3 separate regions of the Homo sapiens genome follow, and all the other regions are linked to region 2. Evidence: read pairs that join two places in POLR2A ChIA-PET (ENCODE). Cell type or tissue: Panc1. All regions are shown on one strand. Each heading gives the region's core, and the rest is flanking DNA. Links, peaks and the distances in the headings are about the cores only. Region 1 overlaps PTPDC1 (protein tyrosine phosphatase domain containing 1). Region 2 has its middle 52 kb from the start of PTPDC1. Region 3 overlaps LOC124902216 (a long non-coding RNA gene).

Region 1 (6,785 bases), core at 886-5,885, 62 kb after region 2:
GTTGGTAAGCTATTGATTATTGCCACAATTTCAGCTCCTGTTATTGGTCTATTCAGAGATTCAACTTCTTCCTGGTTTAGTCTTGGGAGAGTTTATGTGCAGAGGAATTTATCCATTTCTTCTAGATTTTCTAGTTTATTTGCATAGAGGTGTTTGTAGTATTCTCTGATGGTAGTTTGTATTTCTGTGGGATCAGTGGTGATATCCCCTTTATCATTTTTTATTGCGTCTATTTGATTCTTCTCTCTTTTTTTCTTTATTAGTCTTGCTAGCGGTCTATCAATTTTGTTGATCTTTTCAAAAAACAAGCTCCTGGATTCATTAATTTATTGAAGGGTTTTTTGTGTCTCTGTTTCCTTCAGTTCTGCTCTGAGTTTAGTTATTTCTTGCCTTCTGCTAGCTTTTGAATGTGTTTGCTCCTGCTTTTCTAGTTCTTTTAATTGTGATGTTAGGTTGTCAATTTTGGATCTTTCCTGCTTTCTCTTGTGGGCATTTAGTGCTATAAATTTCCCTCTACACACTGCTTTGAATGCGTCCCAGAGATTCTGGTATGTTGTGTCTTTGTTCTCGTTGGTTTCAAAGAACATCTTTATTTCTGCCTTCATTTCGTTATGTACCCAGTAGTCATTCAGGAGCAGGTTGTTCAGTTTCCATGTAGTTGAGTGGTTTTGAGTGAGATTCTTAATCCTGAGTTCTAGTTTGATTGCACTGTGGTCTGAGAGATAGTTTGTTATAATTTCTGTTCTTTTACATTTGCTGAGGAGAGCTTTACTTCCCAGTATGTGGTCAATTTTGGAATAGGTGTGGTGTGGTGCTGAAAAAAATGTATATTCTGTTGATATGGGGTGGAGAGTTCTGTAGATGTCTATTAGGTCTGTTTGGTGCAGAGCTGAGTTCAATTCCTGGGTATCCTTGTTGACTTTCTGTCTCGTTGATCTGTCTAATGTTGACAGTGGGGTGTTAAAGTCTCCCATTATTAATGTGTGGGAGTCTAAGTCTCTTTGTAGGTCACTCAGGACTTGCTTTATGAATCTTGGTGCTCCTGTATTGGGTGCATATATATTTAGGATAGTTAGCTCTTCTTGTTGAATTGATCCCTTTACCATTATGTAATGTCCTTCTTTGTCTCTTTTGATCTTTGTTGGTTTAAAGTCTGTTTTATCAGAGACTAGGATTGCAACCCCTGCCTTTTTTTGTTTTCCATTGGCTTGGTAGATCTTCCTCCATCCTTTTATTTTGAGCCTCTATGTGTCTCTGCACGTGAGATGGGTTTCCTGAATACAGCACACTGATGGGTCTTGACTCTTTATTCAATTTGCCAGTCTGTGTCTTTTAATTGGAGCATTTAGTCCATTTACATTTAAAGATAATATTGTTATGTGTGAATTTGATCCTGTCATTATGATGTTAGCTGGTTATTTTGCTCGTTAGTTGATGCAGTTTCTTCCTAGTCTCAATGGTCTTTACATTTTGGCATGATTTTGAAGTGGCTGGTACCGGTTGTTCCTTTCCATGTTTAGTGCTTCCTTCAGGAGCTCTTTTAGGGCAGGCCTGGTGGTGACAAAATCTCTCAGCATTTGCTTGTCTGTAAAGTATTTTATTTCTCCTTCACTTATGAAGCTTAGTTTGGCTGGATATGCAATTCTGGGTTGAAAATTCTTTTCTTTAAGAATGTTGAATATTGGCCCCCACTCTCTTCTGGCTTGTAGGGTTTCTGCCGAGAGATCCGCTGTTAGTCTGATGGGCTTCCCTTTGAGGGTAACCCGACCTTTCTCTCTGGCTGCCCTTAACATTTTTTCCTTCATTTCAACTTTGGTGAATCTGACAATTATGTGTCTTGGAGTTGCCTTCTCGAGGAGTATCTTTGTGGTGTTCTCTGTATTTCCTGAATCTGAACATTGGCCTGCCTTGCTAGATTGGGGAAGTTCTCCTGGATAATATCCTGCAGAGTGTTTTCCAACTTGGTTCCATTCTCCACATCACTTTCAGGTACACCAATCAGACGTAGATTTGGTCTTTTCACATAGTCCCATATTTCTTGGAGGCTTTGCTCATTTCTTTTTATTCTTTTTTCTCTAAACTTCCCTTCTCGCTTCATTTCATTCATTTCATCTTCCATTGCTGATACCCTTTCTTCCAGTTGATCGCATCGGCTCCTGAGGCTTCTGCATTCTTCACGTAGTTCTCGAGCCTTGGTTTTCAGCTCCATCAGCTCCTTTAAGCACTTCTCTGTATTGGTTATTCTAGTAATACATTCTCCTAAATTTTTTTCAAAGTTTTCAACTGCTTTGCCTTTGGTTTGAATGTCCTCCCGTAGCTCAGAGTAATTTGATCATCTGAAGTCTTCTCTCAGCTTGTCAAAGTCATTCTCCATCCAGCTTTGTTCCGTTGCTGGTGAGGAACTGCGTTCCTTTGGAGGAGGAGAGGTGCTCTACTTTTTAGAGTTTCCAGTTTTTCTGTTCTGTTTTTTCCCCATCTTTGTGGTTTTATCTACTTTTGGTCTTTGATGATGGTGATGTACAGATGGGTTTTTGGTGTGGATGTCCTTTCTGTTTGTTAGTTTTCCTTCTAACAGAGAGGACCCTCAGCTGCAGGTCTGTTGGAATACCCTGCCGTGTGAGGTGTCAGTGTGCCCCTGCTGGTGCCTCCCAGTTAGGCTGTTCTGGGGTCAGGGGTCAGGGACCCACTTGAGGAGGCAGTCTGCCCGTTCTCAGATTTCCAGCTGCGTGCTGGGAGAACCACAGCTCTTTTCAAAGCTGTCAGACAGGGACATTTAAGTATGCAAAAGTTACTGCTGTCTTTTTGTTTGTCTGTGCCCTGCCCCCAGAGGTGGAGCCTATAGAGGCAGGCAGGCCTCCTTGAGCTGTGGTGGGCTCCACCCAGTTCGAGCTTCCCGGCTGCTTTGTTTACCTAAGCAAGCCTGGGCAATGGCGGGCACCCCTCCCCCAGCCTTGCTGCCGCCTTGCAGTTTGATCTCAGACTGCTGTGCTAACAATCAGCGAGACTCCGTGGGCGTAGGACCCTCCGAGCCAGGTGCGGGATATAATCTTGTGGTGCGCAGTTTTTTAAGCCCGTCCGAAAAGCGCAGTGTTCGGGTGGGAGTGACCCGACTTTCCAGGTGCCGTCCATCACCCCTTTCTTTGACTCAGAAAGGGAACCCCCTGACCCCTTGCGCTTCCCAAGTGAGGCAGTGCCTCGCCCTGCTTCGGCTGAGGCACGGTGCGTGCGCCCACTGACCTGCGCCCACTGTCTGGCACTCCCTAATGAGATGAACCCGGTACCTCAGATGGAAATGCAGAAATCACCCGTCTTCTGCGTCGCTCACGCTGGGAGCTGTAGACCGGAGCTGTTCCTATTCGGCCATCTTGGCTCCTCCCCTCAGGAAATGTCTTAAGTAACATAAAATGTGCTTTGTGAGTAAATGTTAACAGTAAAGTTACTGGGAATGTAAAATCCCTCTTATTTTATGCAGTGTATGCACTGAGATCTACATGCCTCAGTCTCAGTGTAGATCTGTGTACTTTTCATTAGTGTTTGTACTTTCATTAATTTCCTGTATGTTGATTTTCTTTTCCTTTTCTTTTTTCCTAGTTTACTTCTACAATTTCGGATGGAAGGATTATGGTGTAGCGTCTCTTACTACTATCCTAGATATGGTGAAGGTGATGACATTTGCCTTACAGGAAGGAAAAGTAGCTATCCATTGTCATGCAGGGCTTGGTCGAACAGGTAGGTCCTAAGAGGTGGTTTATTGCCTGTAGGCATATTTAAACATAAAAGGAATAAGATTTCCTAATTTGAGGGTAAATGTTTCTCAGAATCCTATCAAAGCTTTGGAGTCAGGTGGAAGAAGGGAATAAGTTCTAGTGTTCTGTACCACTGTAGGGTGTCTATAGTTAAAATGATATATAGTTTCAAATAGCTAGAAGGAGGATATTGAATGTTCCCAACACAAATGCATGATAAATGTTGAAGATTATGCGTATACTAAATACACTGATCTGATCACTATACATTATATGTATTAAAACATCACTATATACCCCATAGATATGTATAATTATTATGTTAACATTAAAAATTAAATCAAAAAAAATTTTAAGATATTTGAAATACCGTAAACAGGTAGTTACAATGACCGTATATATATCATTTTAAAGTCTTTAGCAACAATGTGAGTTGGAGAAACTGCAATTTGAGAGAAGTAATTTGCTACATTTAGTAAGTGCCAGGGCCACACTTTAAATCCATGGTTGTCTGACTCCAGAGTTCATGTGCTTTCCATTTTTGGAGGTATAAGGATTTTGTTTGTGAAGAAGAGTCTATCTGTGCCCAGAATTCTATTAAAAAGTCAGTGATTTTACTTAAAACATTCAGCTGAATTTCATTACAGTGCTGATATTGGGGCAAAAATGAAGGCCGTAGGGCTGAAATTTTCATTGTCATCTGATCCAACCACATGCAGCTCAGCTCTGTCCGCAGTGTACCTGTGCTCCTGCCAGGGGATCTGCCACATACCTGGAAGCATGCGCAGGGGAGGGGACTCAGCTCTGCTTGAGATTAGTAGCTCTTAGGATCAAGCCAAAATCTCACTGTTTCTAGACATTGACATGATAGCTCTGCAGACATTTTACATTTATACTAAGATCTTCTGTGTCCTAGTGAGAAAGGTATGTTGTTACCGACTGTGAACTGGAGAGCATGCAGTTTTCAGAGGTTCTGATTTTCATATGTAACAAGATGTTCACAAACTTGGGGATCACACAGGTGTATTTGATTTGCCTTTTACTTTAATATTAATTGACTGTTATATTTGAATTAATTTATTAATTATTACCTTTTAACTAGTAATAACCTTACTAGTTATTCCTTTTAATTAGATGTTAGTAAGAATACCTAATGTTTATACCACTAAGCCTGGCTTCCTTAAGATTGCTTAATTTTCCATAATTGCTTATGGAAAAATAGAATTATATCATGGTCTGAAGGAAAACACATATTAGTATAGGCACAATCTGGAAAAAGAATTGCCAAGAAGAAAAGTAGGCTGCAAATATGAATAATCCCTAAAGAAGAAACTGCCGTGGTAGGGAGAGTGCCAAGCTGGGATGTGCCAGCAGTTGATGGCAAAGATAGCAGGGTGGGAGGTTCCAAACACAAAGTGTATGGATTGATTGGATGGAAATTCTCAAGAACTGTTCAGAGTGGAAAATAGAAACAGGATTTGCTTTCTTCTGATGGAGTTAAGTAGAACAAGGAGGATAGATGGGCCAGATGATCAGTTTCCCTTCCCTCCTGCACACTTACTCACCTACCTTGTGCCTGTGCTGGCACAGCTCTGGGCTACTGAGATGACTCAGTCATGGGGAGGCGGTGCCACATAGACATTTAATAAAGTTCTGTGCAGTAAGGAACGTGCAAAATAACACCTCTACAAAAAGTCACAAAGTTATCATCATAATTGTCCTTAAAATGTGTCTCTATTTATATGGTTTCTTAACACATATTCAAATTGTAAATCATCAAAGAGTGATAAATAAAATAAATAAAAATGTAAGCTTTTCTCATACCAGTCTTCTCTTCTTCACTGTTTAGGTGTTTTAATAGCCTGTTACTTAGTTTTTGCAACGAGAATGACTGCTGACCAAGCAATTATATTTGTGCGGGCAAAGCGACCCAATTCCATACAAACCAGAGGACAGCTCCTCTGTGTAAGGGAATTTACTCAGTTTCTAACTCCTCTCCGCAATATATTCTCTTGCTGTGATCCCAAAGCACATGCTGTCACCTTACCTCAATATCTAATTCGCCAGCGTCATCTGCTTCATGGTTATGAGGCACGACTTCTGAAACACGTGCCAAAAATTATCCACCTAGTTTGCAAATTGCTGCTGGACTTAGCGGAGAACAGGCCAGTGATGATGAAGGATGTGTCCGAAGGACCTGGTCTCTCTGCTGAAATAGAAAAGACAATGTCTGAGATGGTCACCATGCAGCTGGATAAAGAGTTACTGAGGCATGACAGTGATGTGTCCAACCCGCCTAACCCCACTGCAGTGGCAGCAGATTTTGACAATCGAGGCATGATTTTCTCCAATGAGCAACAGTTTGACCCTCTTTGGAAAAGGCGGAATGTTGAGTGCCTTCAACCCCTGACTCATCTGAAAAGGCGGCTCAGCTACAGTGACTCAGATTTAAAGAGGGCCGAGAACCTCCTGGAGCAAGGGGAGACTCCACAGACAGTGCCTGCCCAGATCTTGGTTGGCCACAAGCCCAGGCAGCAGAAGCTCATAAGCCATTGTTACATCCCACAGTCTCCAGAACCAGACTTACACAAGGAAGCCTTGGTTCGCAGCACACTTTCTTTCTGGAGTCAGTCAAAGTTTGGAGGCCTGGAAGGACTCAAAGATAATGGGTCACCAATTTTCCATGGAAGGATCATTCCAAAGGAAGCACAGCAGAGTGGAGCTTTCTCTGCAGATGTTTCAGGCTCACACAGCCCTGGGGAGCCAGTTTCACCCAGCTTTGCAAATGTCCATAAGGATCCAAACCCTGCTCACCAGCAAGTGTCTCACTGTCAGTGTAAAACTCATGGTGTTGGGAGCCCTGGCTCTGTCAGGCAGAACAGCAGGACACCCCGAAGCCCTCTGGACTGTGGCTCCAGTCCCAAAGCACAGTTCTTGGTTGAACATGAAACCCAGGACAGTAAAGATCTGTCTGAAGCAGCTTCACACTCTGCATTACAGTCTGAATTGAGTGCTGAGGCAAGAAGAATACTGGCGGCC
Region 2 (6,785 bases), core at 1,354-6,353:
TAGTAGAGACGAGGTTTCTCCATGTTGGCCAGGCTGGTCTCAAATTCCTGACCTCATGTGATCCGCCCACCTCAGCCTCCCAAAGTGCTGGAATTACAGGCTTGAGCCACAATGCCCAGTCTCCATTACTTATTAACAAGCCCAAGTATGGGCACTGTTCTCTGTAGGACAGTGCTGAGAAATACCAAGTCAACGTTTTCAAATGTCTTTTCATCTGCTGCTTACTAAAACAAATTTTTTACATCATTACCATACTGGTGTTTAGATGTCACACTATTTTTGCATTGGTGTATTATATGGGGCCCGCTTCCTGAGCCACAGGGCAGTATGGTAGCTTCATCTTGTTTGTTGATTCCTGTCAGCTTTAGGCAGAGTGGCCTTTGTGGACTCGGTACAGAAAATTACATTCTTAGGTCCATGTGCTTGCAACTCTGCAGCCAACTGGTATCAGACCATCTGGTCAATCTAACAGCCTCTCTGCATTCACAGTTTGTCACCATTTCTATCTTCCAGTGTCATCTGCAACATGGGGCTAGTAATGCCTACCTAGAGGGATTAAATGTGAAAATATATGTAAAGTATCCAGTATAGGGTCTGCCACAGAGTATGTATTTGCCTAGTGAGTTGTTCTGCACATGCAGGGGAAGGACTTACTTCTACTGAGCCATGAGACCCAAGACCACTTGCGAGGGTGAAAAAACAAGATGCAGCAGATTGCTAGTTGCTTAATCAAATTCATTCTTCCCTTCATTTTGGAAAGATTTTTAAGGGCATCAATGTGCCAAGTTAAGATTACAGTTTCCAGCTCTGAGAGGTCATGATACTAAATTCGAGTCTGTAAGATGTAGTTAGAAGGTTTTGTGTGGGACTTCCAGAAAGGCCCTTTCTAAAATAAGGATGTGATGGCTGGAGCTCCAACTACCATTTTGGCCCATAAGGCAAATTGGTGGACACAAGCCAGGTGTAGGGATGACAGAGCCGAACGACCTTAGGTACCTTCCTCCCACTTTCTTTTATGGGAGAGGGGAAAAGCCCCTCGTGGGTTTAGGATACTGGAATCTGGGGGTTCCTGTTACACGCAGGCAAACCCCGTCAGCCACTCTGTAAACTGCTGGGCCTTGCTCTCACCCAGATTCTGCTCCTCGGATTTCTCTGAACCACCTGGGGCCGCGACGAACCACCTGGGGCCGCGACGCCGTAAGAGTTGGGACGATAGGACCAGTAGAAGCAGGAGGAACAACACAGGAAGCGCGCCCGGAGAGGCGGCCAGTCGCTGGGTTCCGTCCGCGGTGCTCCAGGGCTCTCCTGGCTCTTCCTCCATTCACTCTTCTCGACCCTGTGGCCGGGGAGCGCTTGCAGCCAGCTCCGCCGCCGTCCTTCTTGGCTCGCGCCGTCCCCTAGCCGTCCTCACGCCGTCCCCTTACTTAGGGTCCCCTTTCCGCACCCGCGCCATCCCCTCAGCGTCCCTCACGGTTCCCTCACCGCCCGCGCCCGTTCGAAAATGCCCAGAGCCACCGCTCTCGTCACGGTCCGCTTCAGGCCTCCATTGGCCAGCACACGTCACGTGCGGCGTGTGGCGGCTGACATTGGCGGGCGGGCGCGCTGAGGGCAGCGCCGGGGACGCGGCCTCAGCAGGGGCGCCCCGCCACGGGGAGCAGCCCAGGCGCTCGCCCCAGGACGTTGTCCGGCGGGCTGGGCTGGGACCCCTCTGCCTCCAGGGCGCGTCGGGAGCAGCAGGGATCGGTGCCGCGCCGTGAGGGTGCGCAGAGGCTGCCCTCGGGCCCGCTACCCACAGACCCTCCGCGGGGCAGCGTCTCCGGGCCGGCCGCGCCCTGGTCCGCCGACCGCAGACGACTTGTGACACGGACGGCGCGTCCTGCTGACCCCAGCCGGCGCCGAGGGCTTGGAATCTCGAGCGGGAAAAGGTTCGGAATTCGCAGCTAGTTTAGCCGCACACTCAGTATGGTTCTTTCAGATTTGTTTTTTTAAACGTCTAGATATTAAGTGATGCGTGGTGGAGGCAAATCACTGAGGGTCGTGAGCTTGAAACTAAAGTTTAAAGGTCTTGGATTTGAGGGTCTCACATTCAGATGTCTGCAGGGACCAGGCTGGGAGATGCTGGGAGAACCCCCACGTTCTGGGGTGGCGAGTGCCTCTCAACTGCCGCTGGAAGCGATCTCAGATTTTTCATGAGAAGTTGAATATCGGGATTTTTATGTGAAATCTCTTGATTTGTAAATGTTGGCAATCAATTAAAAAAAAAAGAAGAAACACTGGAAGCCAAGCAAAAGACATTTATAAGCTGGTTCTAGTCTGCCAGTTTGTGACCTCTAATTTAGGTCTAATTCTGCCACTAAATTAGTCACGTGACCTTGACCAAGTCATTTATCTCTCGGACATGCATTCTCAACATGGGTGATATTGCTCATGTTCTTAGGGGGAAAAAAGATCGTAGATATTACCGTCCTTTGTGGCCTTCCAAAGAGCCTCAAAACAAGCAGATATACGTTATACCTATGTCATTGAAATTTTATGGGGTTAGCAGATTCGGAAATAAAATGTCTAAAACGTCTCCTGGGAGGAGAGGGGGAAAATCAAGAAAAGGTTGAGAAACACTGCTTTAGGGAGGTGGATAAGCAGATGATCCTGCGATAGTTATGTATGTGGAAGGATTAAAACATACTAGCATTCATAGATTGAGAACCGGAAAACTCCGAGAGGTCATCTTATAAATGTTCCATGCCAGGCACTGTTAACACACACACGTACAGGTACATACATATATACACACATACATATGTCCACACAATTTTATTTGATCTCCACAACAAAGTGTCGTTTCATTTACTGTGTGGGAAAACAAGCTCAGAGGGTTTGGGTGACGTGTCACAGTCAGAGCTATTAATATTAAATGGAAGAACTGGGATTTAAATCCAAGTCTATGTGGCTCCAAAACCACCCACTCATCCTGTTGGCTCCCAGCTTGTCCAGTTGTGTCCAGACCTCTTAGTGCACAAGAATTCCACCTTGTGGCTTTTTAAAAATGCAAAATCTCAGCTCCCACTCCAGAAATGAGGATTCAGTATCAGGGACAGGGCTGGAGGATCTGCATTTTCACACCCTTCTAGGATGATTCCCATATTGGTGACCCAGGGACCATTTTAAGAACAATTGTTCTAGTCTAATTTCCCACCCAATCCCAAAGTCTTCGTGGGGTTGTACCCAAGGGGCTCAAATTTCTCCTCCCAAACAGAGATTCCATCTCCTTTTCCAGACAAGTGACCATTCAAGCTTTGGAAGGAAATCTTTTGTTGGAGGAAACCAAGGTTTAGGAGACAGCACCCTATCCTGTGGAACAGCTCTCATTTTGAGACAGTCCTGACAATTTTGCTTTGCTTTTTTAAAATGAGCTTCCTTCTGTGATATTCTGATCCTCCTTGAAAACTAGGTTCAAGGCATTTATTTGAAAGTTACTATTAAAGTTTTATTATTTATTTATTTTGAGACGGGGTCTCACTCTGTCGCCCAGTCTGGTCTCATACTCCTGGGCTTAAATTAATCCTTGACCTCCTGTAGTGCTGGGATTACAGGTATGAACCACCACACCTGGCCTCACAGTTCTCTTAAAAGCACATCCTTTTTCTTTTTCTCTATTTATTTATTTATTTTTTAAGTTTGAAACAGTGTCTCGCTCAGGTGCCCAGGCTGGAGTGCAGTGGTGCAATCTCAGCTCACTGCATCCTCAACCTGCCAGGCTCAAGCAATCCTCCCACCTCAGCTTCCCAAGTAGGTGGGATTACTGCTGTGTGCCACCACGCCCAGCTACTTTTTGTATTTTTTATGGAGATGGAGTTTCGCCATGTTCCCCAGGCTGGTCTTGAATTCCTGGGCTCAAGTAATCTCCCGCCTCAGCCTCCCAAAGTGCTGGGATTACAGCTATGAGCCACCGTCCCCAGCCTGCACGTCCTTTTTCAAAACCAACAACTGCCTCAAAGTCCAGACATTTTCTTTGTTCTAAATTAAGCAGTATAGAGGATGGGAAAATGTATACATCGAAATGTTTCTTCAGAATCATGTTTTATATAAGTTACTTATATATTTCTTTTTCTAAAAATGATGTAAGTTGAATAATCAAAACATTTCTTTGCAATTATTATCTGGATCGTTTCACGTACCTCATGTGTTGTTACTGAAAAAGTTGTATTTCATTTTTCTGGTTTCTGTGGAGGCAACATGGGGTACAGGAAATAAAGTGTGTTTAAGGAAGAACCGGTGTTCTAATCCCAATTCCAGTACTTTCTAGTTATGTGACCTCGGGCTGGTGACGTCCTCTCTGATTCTCAGTTCTTCCTCTCTGATTCTCACTTTCCTAATCTTTAAAATGGGGACAGTGCCTCCAGGGTTGTGACATTTATATGAGACAGCATGTGTAAAGCCCTAGTAGAGTGCTAAGCACAACTATTTTCTATTAATATTAGTTTTTTTCCTCTCTCACTCTCTTTAGAGCAAATTTATGAGTTCCTATCCTGCTGTAATATTTAAGATCATTTTGATTTCCAAAAAGATGCATTTTCTGGAGCACTTAACTGTATGTGAGACATAAAAAAATTCATAAAAAAAATAGTGGGCCATCTTTTTAAAAAACTTTGCTGAGAAAACTAAGGGCAAATTGACTATCTAGTTTCTTATCAGGTTTTGCTCTCTATGACCAAAGTCATCCATTTGTTAATTTAGCAGATATTTATGAACACTTATCATGTGCCAGGCAGTATAGTAGATGTAGACAATATAACTGTAAAGAAGACAGACAAGGTCCCTAACCTAAAATAAATTATATAAGAAAAAGATAGTAAGCAAATAAAGTAATTACAGATTTTGATAAATGCTTAAACAGTAAAACTGAATAATGTCAGTGAATTTAACATGGTAAGAAAATATGTTCCTCACTGAGTTTAAATTTGTGAAAAAATATTAGGAAATTATCTTAAACTCTTAAGTCTTAATTAAGGTTTTGAAATTAGGCTGTGTCAGAAAATGGGAGATTTGTGGCCAAGCACAGTGGTTCACGCCTGTAATTCCAGCACTTTGGGAGACTGAGACGGGTGGATCACCTGAGGTCAGGAGTTCAAGACCAGCCTGGCCAACATGGTGAAACCCCATCTCTACTAAAAATACAAAAATTAGTGGAGTGTGGTAATGCAGACCTGTACTCCCAGCTACTCAGGAAGCTGAGGCAGGAGAATTGCTTGAACCTGGGAGACGGAGGTTGCAGTGAGCCGAGATCATGCCACTGCACTCCAGCCTGGACAATAGAGTGAGACTCTGTCTCAGAAAAAACCAAACAAACAGAAAAGAAAACAGAGATTTAAGGAAAATAAATGAGAACACAGTTAAAGATTTCCTAGGTCTGAAATGTTTTACAGTTTATCCAAGGGATGTAATTTACATTTCTTCCATTAAAGTATCAATGTTTTGGTAATTTTTCTGCTTAACTTCTAAGAAATTATGATGTCATTTTTCTTAGAAATCATTCTGTATAAGAACAATTAATATGGACACTTTATTAGAAAATTGTGCCCCCAATAATCTTTCTCAGTGGTTTCTCTGAATTTTTTAAATTTTATTTTAAATTGACAGTTTATAATTGTATATATTTATGGGGTGCAAAATGATGCTGTGGTTTAATTCAATGTGGAATAACTAAGTCAAGCTAATTAATATATTCATCACCTCACGTACTTATTTTTTGTGATGAGAACATTTGAAATTTATCAATTTTAAAATGTATATGATTCATTTAGAATCATGCCTTTGCAGTCAATAGTAATATGTTTACTTTATACCTTATAATTCAACTCTTAGGTGGAAAAGATTCTAGGAATTTACATTTTCTCCACTTCCTTGAGTCTTCTGTTTTAGGAATTAAATTGCCTGTTTAATTGGTGTTGTGACTGTGTTTTTATTTTATTCTGTTCCCAATACTGTTTCCCAAGAAGTTTGCAATATAATGTAATACACTGTTATTAACTATATTCACCACACTGTGCAATAGATCTCAATTTTTAAAAACCCTATCCTTCTTGTCTAACTGAGGCTTTGTACCCTTTTGCCTTCATCTTCCTATTCCTCCCAGCTGTCAGCTTCTGGTAACCACCATTCTGTTCTCTGCTTCTATGAGTTCAGGTGTTTTAGATTCCTCATATAAGTGGAACATGTGGTATTTGTACTTCTGTGCCTGGCTTATTTCACTTTGCATAATGGTCTCTTAGTTCTCTTATTCCATCCACGTTGTGGCAAATGTCAGAATGTATTTCTTTTTTAAGGCTGAATAGTAGTCCATTGTGTATATATGCCACATTTTCTTTATCCATTCATCTGTTGATAGACACTTAGTTTGATTCCGTAACTTGGCCATTGTGAATACTGCTACAATAAACGTGGGCATGCAGACATCTCTTCAACTGATTTCAAATCTTTTGGGTAAATACCCAGAAGTGGGACTGCCGAATAGAGTGGTAGTCCTATTTTTAATTTTTTGAGGAAACTTTATACTGTTTTCTGTAATGGCTATACCAATTTACATACCCACCAACAGGACACAAGGTTTCCCCTTTTTCCACATCTTTGCCAACACCTATCTTTTGACTTACTGGTAATGCCATCCTAACAGGTGTGAGGTGATATCTCCTCATGATTTTGATTTGCACTCCCTCATGATTAGTGATGTTGAGCACTTTTTCATGTACCTGTTGGCCATTTGTATGTCTTATTTGGAAAAATGTCTG
Region 3 (6,785 bases), core at 929-5,928, 52 kb before region 2:
AACCCAGCCCCGTTTCTTCTACAAGTCAGTGGCATGAAAAAGGTGTGCCCTGTTTTAGACTGAAAGGCCATAGAGAAATAATAGCTAAACACAATGCATGGTCCCTAACTGGAGACTGGCTTTAACAAATGCAACGAGGGAAGCTGAGCTTGAATCACTACACTGGATCTCCTTCTTCTCCACCAGGCCCACTCTCCTCCTTCCTTCTGCTCTGCGCCCTGGAGCTGACCTCTATAAAATACATCATCAGGCTCCCAGCTGAACAAATTGTATTTTTCCAAATATTCATTTCTCCTCACACTCAGAATTTACAACCCTACCTATTGCCATGAGAAAGGGTCTTACCTCTGGTCCTGCTGACAGCTGGCTGGGTTGTGTGTGTTGCTTTGGCCAGTGGGATATGAGTGTAATTGATGGGCACCACTTCCTAACAGAAGCTTTAAGACCCGAGGTGTGGGTCTTGGTGTGTCCCAGACAAGAGGACTGCCCAATCCACAGTCAACATGGAAGCAGGGAAAGAATGAACAGATGCTGCTGGAAGCCACTGAGATGTTGGCACCATTGTTCAACCTTAGTTAGCAGAAGCCTTGTTTCCAGTGGGTTGGCTGATGGGTGCACCTGGAGGAGGGCAGCCCCTGGGAGACGGAGAGGATGGGGGTTTATTTCTCTTGCACTCGCAGGTGCTCAGGTGGATTTTGTGCCTCCACCAAAAGCCACTGCTCCAGGCAGGCGGCTGGCAGGCTCCATCCAGCTGCTTCTCTGAATTCCAGCCAACTTTTTCTCTTGCCCTGCAAGCCCATAGCTGGTGACAACTATTTCCCTAATTGTCCATCCTTGTCAATTGTCCTTTACTCTTCTCTCCCTGATGGCCTGGCTCCAGCACACCACCTGCTTCCTGCCAGGCCTTAACCAAAAGAACCAGGTAGGAGTGCTCTTCAGGTTTTACTGCTAATTTTTTAAGCTGTGATAATCGGGGTTATGTTTAAAAGTGAAGGGTTTCAATGTCCATAATTAATTTAAGATGGCTCTGCAAAACAGAAAAAGAGAAAAAGCAAACTATTAACAATTATTAAACCTAGGTAGAGATGACTGTTCATGGTACTATTCTTTTCACTTTTCTCTGTTTGAAAATTTGCATAATAAAAGGCAAAAAGAAAAATTGTGGGTGGCAGGGGTCCCAGTCCTACCATCGAGCAAGCTGAAGTTCCTAGCTGTCATGCTCCTTCCTTCCCTCCTCTGAACTTTTGTCCAGACTATTCCCTGGGCCAGGGCAATGCCCATCCTGCATGCCTTCGCCTGGAAAATTCCTCCTCATCCTTCTAGTATGTACTCACCTTAAGCTGCTCCCATGCTCCCTGCCCCAACCCAGACAGGGGGAACCCCATGCCCCAGAGCATTCAGCTCTATCCCAGAGCTTCTCTGCCCCACATGTGCCAAACAGTGCATGATGCAAGCCTGAGCAATGTTGCTTTAAGTCTTCTCCAGGTCCTGATATTTACAACATTGTTCCTGACAGCACCCTCCCAGCTCACCCTCTCCTGGTCCTGAGCCCATTGTCACCACCTCTCTTCCTTACTCTGCCCTGAGGGACATGCTTCATTGGGAAGCCATTCATTCATTCGTGCTCTCATGAGCTCATCTGCAGTCACCAGGACACACAAGTGAGACAGGGTGGTGCTGCTTCCCTGGGGTACTGTCAGCTGAAAAGACACAAATCAACCAGCCACACAGATGATCACCCGGCTTTGGCCACAGTGAGTTTCACCAAGGGATATCACTTTGTGCAGCAGTGAGGCCATCTCAGGCTAGGAGAAGGCCTTCTCGTAAGAACCCTTAGGATGCTGGCTGGATATATGGATTCCCAAATCTTCCACTCAGAACATCCAGTGGGGGACCCAGGGAGTCTGCATTTTCCACAAGTAGCTAGAGTGACATTTATAGTCAGCCAAGTCTGGAAAGCACTGGCCTCCAGGAATAAGGAGGAATATTTCATTCGTGCAGCACTAGGGCAAGGGCTCAAGTGGACCCCAGGCCCTCCCCACTGTGCACACAGATAACAGCACTCTGGAGGCCATCTGGTGATGGTACGGAGGGCAAGTGGGTGCAGCAGGTACAAGGGCTCCCCCAATGCCAGGCCCAATGCAAAGTGGTGTGACAGTCAGTGGAACTCAGCCCCATTAGGTGCAGTCCCTTGGCCGAGGCCCCCAGCTCATTGGCATCAGATCTAGAACAAGGGGTGACCACTGACCAAGTGCTTCCTCGGGATCCCCAGTGACCTGCAGGCTGCTCCTCCTGTTAAGCCCCCTTACAACCCATGTGGCTGTCACCTCAAACTCCCTCCTGGCCCCCATACTCACTCTGCTGTCCCAGTCCACCCTTCCCTGAACTCCTGCAGCCTCCACAACAGCCCACTTACTCTCGTCTCCACTCTGCTCCACATCCCATTTCCCTAAATCCTGGTCTGCATCCTGTTGCTCCAAGTTTAAAAGCCTCTTCTAGCTTCCAAGAGCATTCTCTCCTACTGGCCACAGGCCTAGCTGCCTCCCCTGCGGCACCCCTCCTCTTGTCCCCAAGCTCCGGCCATGCAGGCCCCTTCTTGCCCTCTAGTCAGCAGCTCTTTCCCTCCCTGAGAATGTGCATCTGCTCTCCCCTCCTGCCTGCATTTCTCCCTTGGCAGGGCCTCCCTATCTCAGCTGGAGTGTGAGTTCCTCAGGGCAGGCTTTCTAGACCCCAGTCCAAAGGGCAGGTTTTCTGTCCCATGTATATTCCTTCACAGCATGCACCACAGTCTGCATGTGCACGTTTCCTTGAGCGTTACTCATTTAATGTGCATCCTCCCATTTGACCAAAACCTCATGGAGGCAGGGACTGCACTTGGCTGGCTGTGGGGTCTGGCACAGGAGGTGCCCCAAGGGACTGTGAACGTAGATGAGTGATGTGAGATTTAGGGAGGGGAGACCTATTATCAAGGCTCTGTGGTGCTTGATATGGGCTGAATCGTAATCTGCTCTGAAGATAGGCTGATGTCTTAATTCCTAGTAGCTGTGAATATGACCTTATTTGGAAATAGGGTCTTACAGATGTAATCAAGTTAAGATGAGGACATTCGGGTGGGCTCTAATCCAATATGAATGGTATCCTTATCAGAAAGAAAAGTGCCACATAAGGAGAGACACACGGGGGGAACGCCATGTGACAATGGAGTTATGAAGCTGCAAGCCAGGTCATGCCCAGGAGTGCCAGCAGCCACCAGGAGCTAAGGAGAAAGAGTGGGATCCATCCTGCCCTGGACCCTGCAGAAGGGGCACAGCCCTGCTGGTGCTTTCATTTCAGACTTCTGGCCTCCAGAGTTGTAAAAGAATAAACTCACTCTGTGGTTCTAAGCTGCCCAGTTTGTGGTAGATCATTACAGCAGCCACCGGAAACTAATACGTGATTATATCATTAATAAGTGGTAGTGTCAAACTCAGACTAGTTTGGCTATAAAATTTCTGCAATGCTACTTTGTTGTTTTGGTGATTTCAAGCAAATTATTTCACCTCACTTCTCTATGCCTCAATTTCCTTTTCTGTAAAATGGCATTACTGATGAAACTTATTTCGTGGAGTTGCTGTGAGGTTTAAATACAGTAGGTGTGGTATCAGAGGTGAACATGCCCTTTTCCGATAAGGTATTTGCATGTATCATGGTGGGAAATTTCTTCTGCCTGAAATCTTCTTAGTTCAGGGATTCTGAACTAAGGATTCAGATTTTCATCTGCTTTATTGAAGGGTGTGTATACTATAGTTATTTAGGCACAGGTCTGTTCCTTGTTTGAGGTCTTGATGTTCAAAAATTTAAAGTTAGCCTTGAATACAGGGAAGATTTTGGTTGCATGTATTTCATTATGGGGTATACCTTTGCCCTCTCCAGCACAAAAAAAATATTACTAAAAGAAAATTGATAAATTCCTGGCAACATACAACCTCCCAAGATTAAATCAGGAAGAAATTGAAACCCTGAACAGACCAATAATGAGTTCCAAGATGGAATCAGTAATAAAAGACCTACCAACAAAAAGAGCCCTGCACCAGGTGAATTCACAGACAAATTCTACCACACGTACAAAGAACAGCTGGTACCAATCCAACTGAAACTTTTCCAAAAAATCAAGAAGGAGGGTAATATGGTTTGGATCTGTATCCCTACCCAAATTTCATGTTTAAATGTAATCCCCAACGCTGGTGGTAGAGCCTGGTGGGAGGTGATTAGATCATGGCAGTTTCTCATGGTTTAACATCATCCCCCCTTGGTGCTGTGGTCACAAGAGTGAGTGAGTTCTCATGATATCTGGTTGTTTAAAAGTGTGTGGCACCTCCCCTTTCTTCTCTTCCTACTGCTCTGGCCATGTGGAGTGCTTCATTCCTTCTTTGCCTTCTGCCATGATTGGAAGCTTTTTGAGGCCTCCCCAGAAGCAGAAGCCACTATACTTCCTGTACAAACTGCAGAACCATGATCCAATTAAACCTCTTTTCTTTATAAATTACCCAGTCTCAGGTATTTCTTTACAGCAATGGGAGAACAGACTAATACAGAGGGATTCCTCCCTAACTCATTCTATGAAACTGGCATCATCTTGATACCAAAAGTTGGCAAAGACACAATAAACAAAAACTACAGTCCAATATCTCTGATGAACATAGGCACAAAAATCCTCAACAAAATACTAGAAAACTGAATCCAGTAGCATATCAAAAAGTTAATTCATCATGACCAAGTAGACTTTATTCCCGGGATGCAAGGTTAGTTCAACATACACAAATCAATAAATGTGATTCACCACATAAACAGAATTAAAAACAAAAACCATATCATCATCTCAACAGATGAAGAAAAAGCTTTCAATAAATCCCAGTATCCCTTCATGATAAAACCCTCAATAAACTAGGCATTGAAGGAACGTACCTCAAGATAGTAAGAGCCATCTATGACAAACCTACAACCAACATCATATTAAATGGGCAAAAGCTGGAAGCATTCCTCTTAAGAACTGGAAAAAGACAAGAATGCCCACTCTCACCACCCCTATTCAATATAGTACTGGAAGTCCTAGCCAGAGAAATCAACAAAAGAAAGAAATAAGAGGCATCCAAATAGGAAAAGAAGTCAAATGACGTCTCTTTGCTGGTGAAATAACACTATGCCTAGAAAACCCTAAAGACTCCATCAAAATGCTCCAAGACCTAATAAATAACTTTAGTAAAGTTTCAGGATACAAAATCAATATTCAAAGATCAGTAGCATTTCAGTACACCAATATGTTCAAGCTGAGAGTCAAATCAAGAATGCAATTCCATTTACACTAGCCACAAAAAATAAAATATCTAGTGATATGGTTTGGCTGTGTCCCCATCCAAATCTCAACTTGAACTGTATCTCCCAGAATTCACATGTGTTGTGGGAGGAACCCAGGGGGAGGTAATTGAATCATGGGGGCTGGTCTTTCCCGTGTTATTCTCGTGACAGTGAAAAAGTCTCATGAGATCTAATGGGTTTATCAGGGGTTTCTGCTTTTGCTTCTGGCTCATTTTTCTCTTGCCACTGCCATGTAAGAAGTGCCTTTCACTTCCCACCATGATTCTTAGGCTTCCCCAGCCATGTGGAACTCTAAATCCAATTAAACCTCTTTTTGTTCCCAGTTTCAGGTATGTCTTTATCAGTAGCATGAAAATGAACTAATATATCTAGGAATATATCTTACCAAGGAGGTGAAAGACCTATACAAGTAGAACTACAAAACACTGCTAAAAGAAATCACAGGTGACACAAACAAATGAAAGAACATTCCATGCTCATGGATTGGGAGAATCAATATTACTAAAATGTCCATAAAGCCAAAGCAATCTACAGATTCAATGTTATTCCTATCAAACTACCAATGTCATTTTTTCCATTTTTTCACAGAATTAGAAAAAAACTACTCTAAAATTCATATGGTACTAAAACAGAGCCTGAATAGCCAAAGCAATCCTAAGCCAAAAGAATGAAGTGAGAGGCATCATATTACCCAACTTCGAAGTATCCTACAAGGCTACAGTAACCAAAACAGCATGGTACTGGTACAAAAAACCAGACACATAAACCAGCAGAACAGAATAGGAACCCAGAAATAAAACTGAACCCTTATAACCAACTGATCTTTGACAAAGTTGACAAAAATAAGCAATGAAGAAAGGACTCCCTATTTAATAAATGGTGCTGGAATAACTGGCTTACTACATGCAGAAGAATAAAAATAGAACAACTACATGCCACCATATACAAAAATTAACTCAAGATGGATAAAATGCCTAAATGTAATACATAAAAAGATTAAAATCCTATAAGAAAACCTAGGAAATACCCTTCTAGACATTGGCCTTGGGACATAATTTATGACTAAGTTCTCAAAAGCATTTGCAACAAAAACAAAAATAGACAGATGAGACCTAATTAAACTAAAGAGCTTCTGCATGGCAAAAGAAATTATCAATTTAGTAAACTGACAACCTACAGCATGAGAGAAAATATTCACAAACTATGCGTCAGACAACGGTCTCATATCAAGAATCTATAAGGAATATACACAAACAAGCAAAAAACAATAGCCCCATTAAAAAGTGAGCAAAGGAAACAGACATTTCTCAAAAGAAGACATACAAGCAGCCAACAAACATAAGAAAAAAAATGCTCAACCTCACTAATCATCAGAGAAATGCAAATCAAAACCACAGTGAGATATTATCTCAAACCAGTCAGAATGGCTA

What was found. Peaks named below come from ENCODE experiments on the same cell type or tissue, not always from the same donor. Only the 100,000 strongest peaks of a DNase experiment are listed, where the experiment ranks them.
Region 1: POLR2A ChIA-PET joins it to region 2 with 5 read pairs; 3 of 35 experiments call an interaction of 5 or more read pairs at or near these places.
Region 3: POLR2A ChIA-PET joins it to region 2 with 7 read pairs; 2 of 35 experiments call an interaction of 5 or more read pairs at or near these places.

The regions. Positions count from the first base shown.
Region 1 is chr9:94,091,726-94,098,510 of GRCh38, forward strand. PTPDC1 (protein tyrosine phosphatase domain containing 1) reads left to right here. Exons shown (of 9, transcript NM_001253829.2): 5 at 3,592-3,729; 6 at 5,596-6,785. Among named protein-coding and RNA genes, the nearest start is that of PTPDC1, 11 kb to the left of the region's middle. RefSeq lists an enhancer at 2,489-3,241. In Panc1, for the core only: no CTCF peak of the experiment used is centred there; no DNase peak of the experiment used is centred there; H3K4me3 peaks cover 373 bases; H3K27ac peaks cover 529 bases.
Region 2 is chr9:94,029,203-94,035,987 of GRCh38, forward strand. It overlaps a transcript of PTPDC1 not described here. Among named protein-coding and RNA genes, the nearest start is that of PTPDC1, 52 kb to the right of the region's middle. RefSeq lists an enhancer at 1,150-1,199 and a silencer at 1,470-1,889. In Panc1, for the core only: no CTCF peak of the experiment used is centred there; a DNase peak (open chromatin) is centred at 1,532; H3K4me3 peaks cover 1,764 bases; H3K27ac peaks cover 1,384 bases.
Region 3 is chr9:93,977,272-93,984,056 of GRCh38, forward strand. LOC124902216 (a long non-coding RNA gene) reads left to right here. Exons shown (of 3, transcript XR_007061672.1): 3 at 3,148-3,383. Among named protein-coding and RNA genes, the nearest start is that of BARX1-DT, 25 kb to the left of the region's middle. RefSeq lists an enhancer at 2,256-2,755. In Panc1, for the core only: no CTCF peak of the experiment used is centred there; no DNase peak of the experiment used is centred there.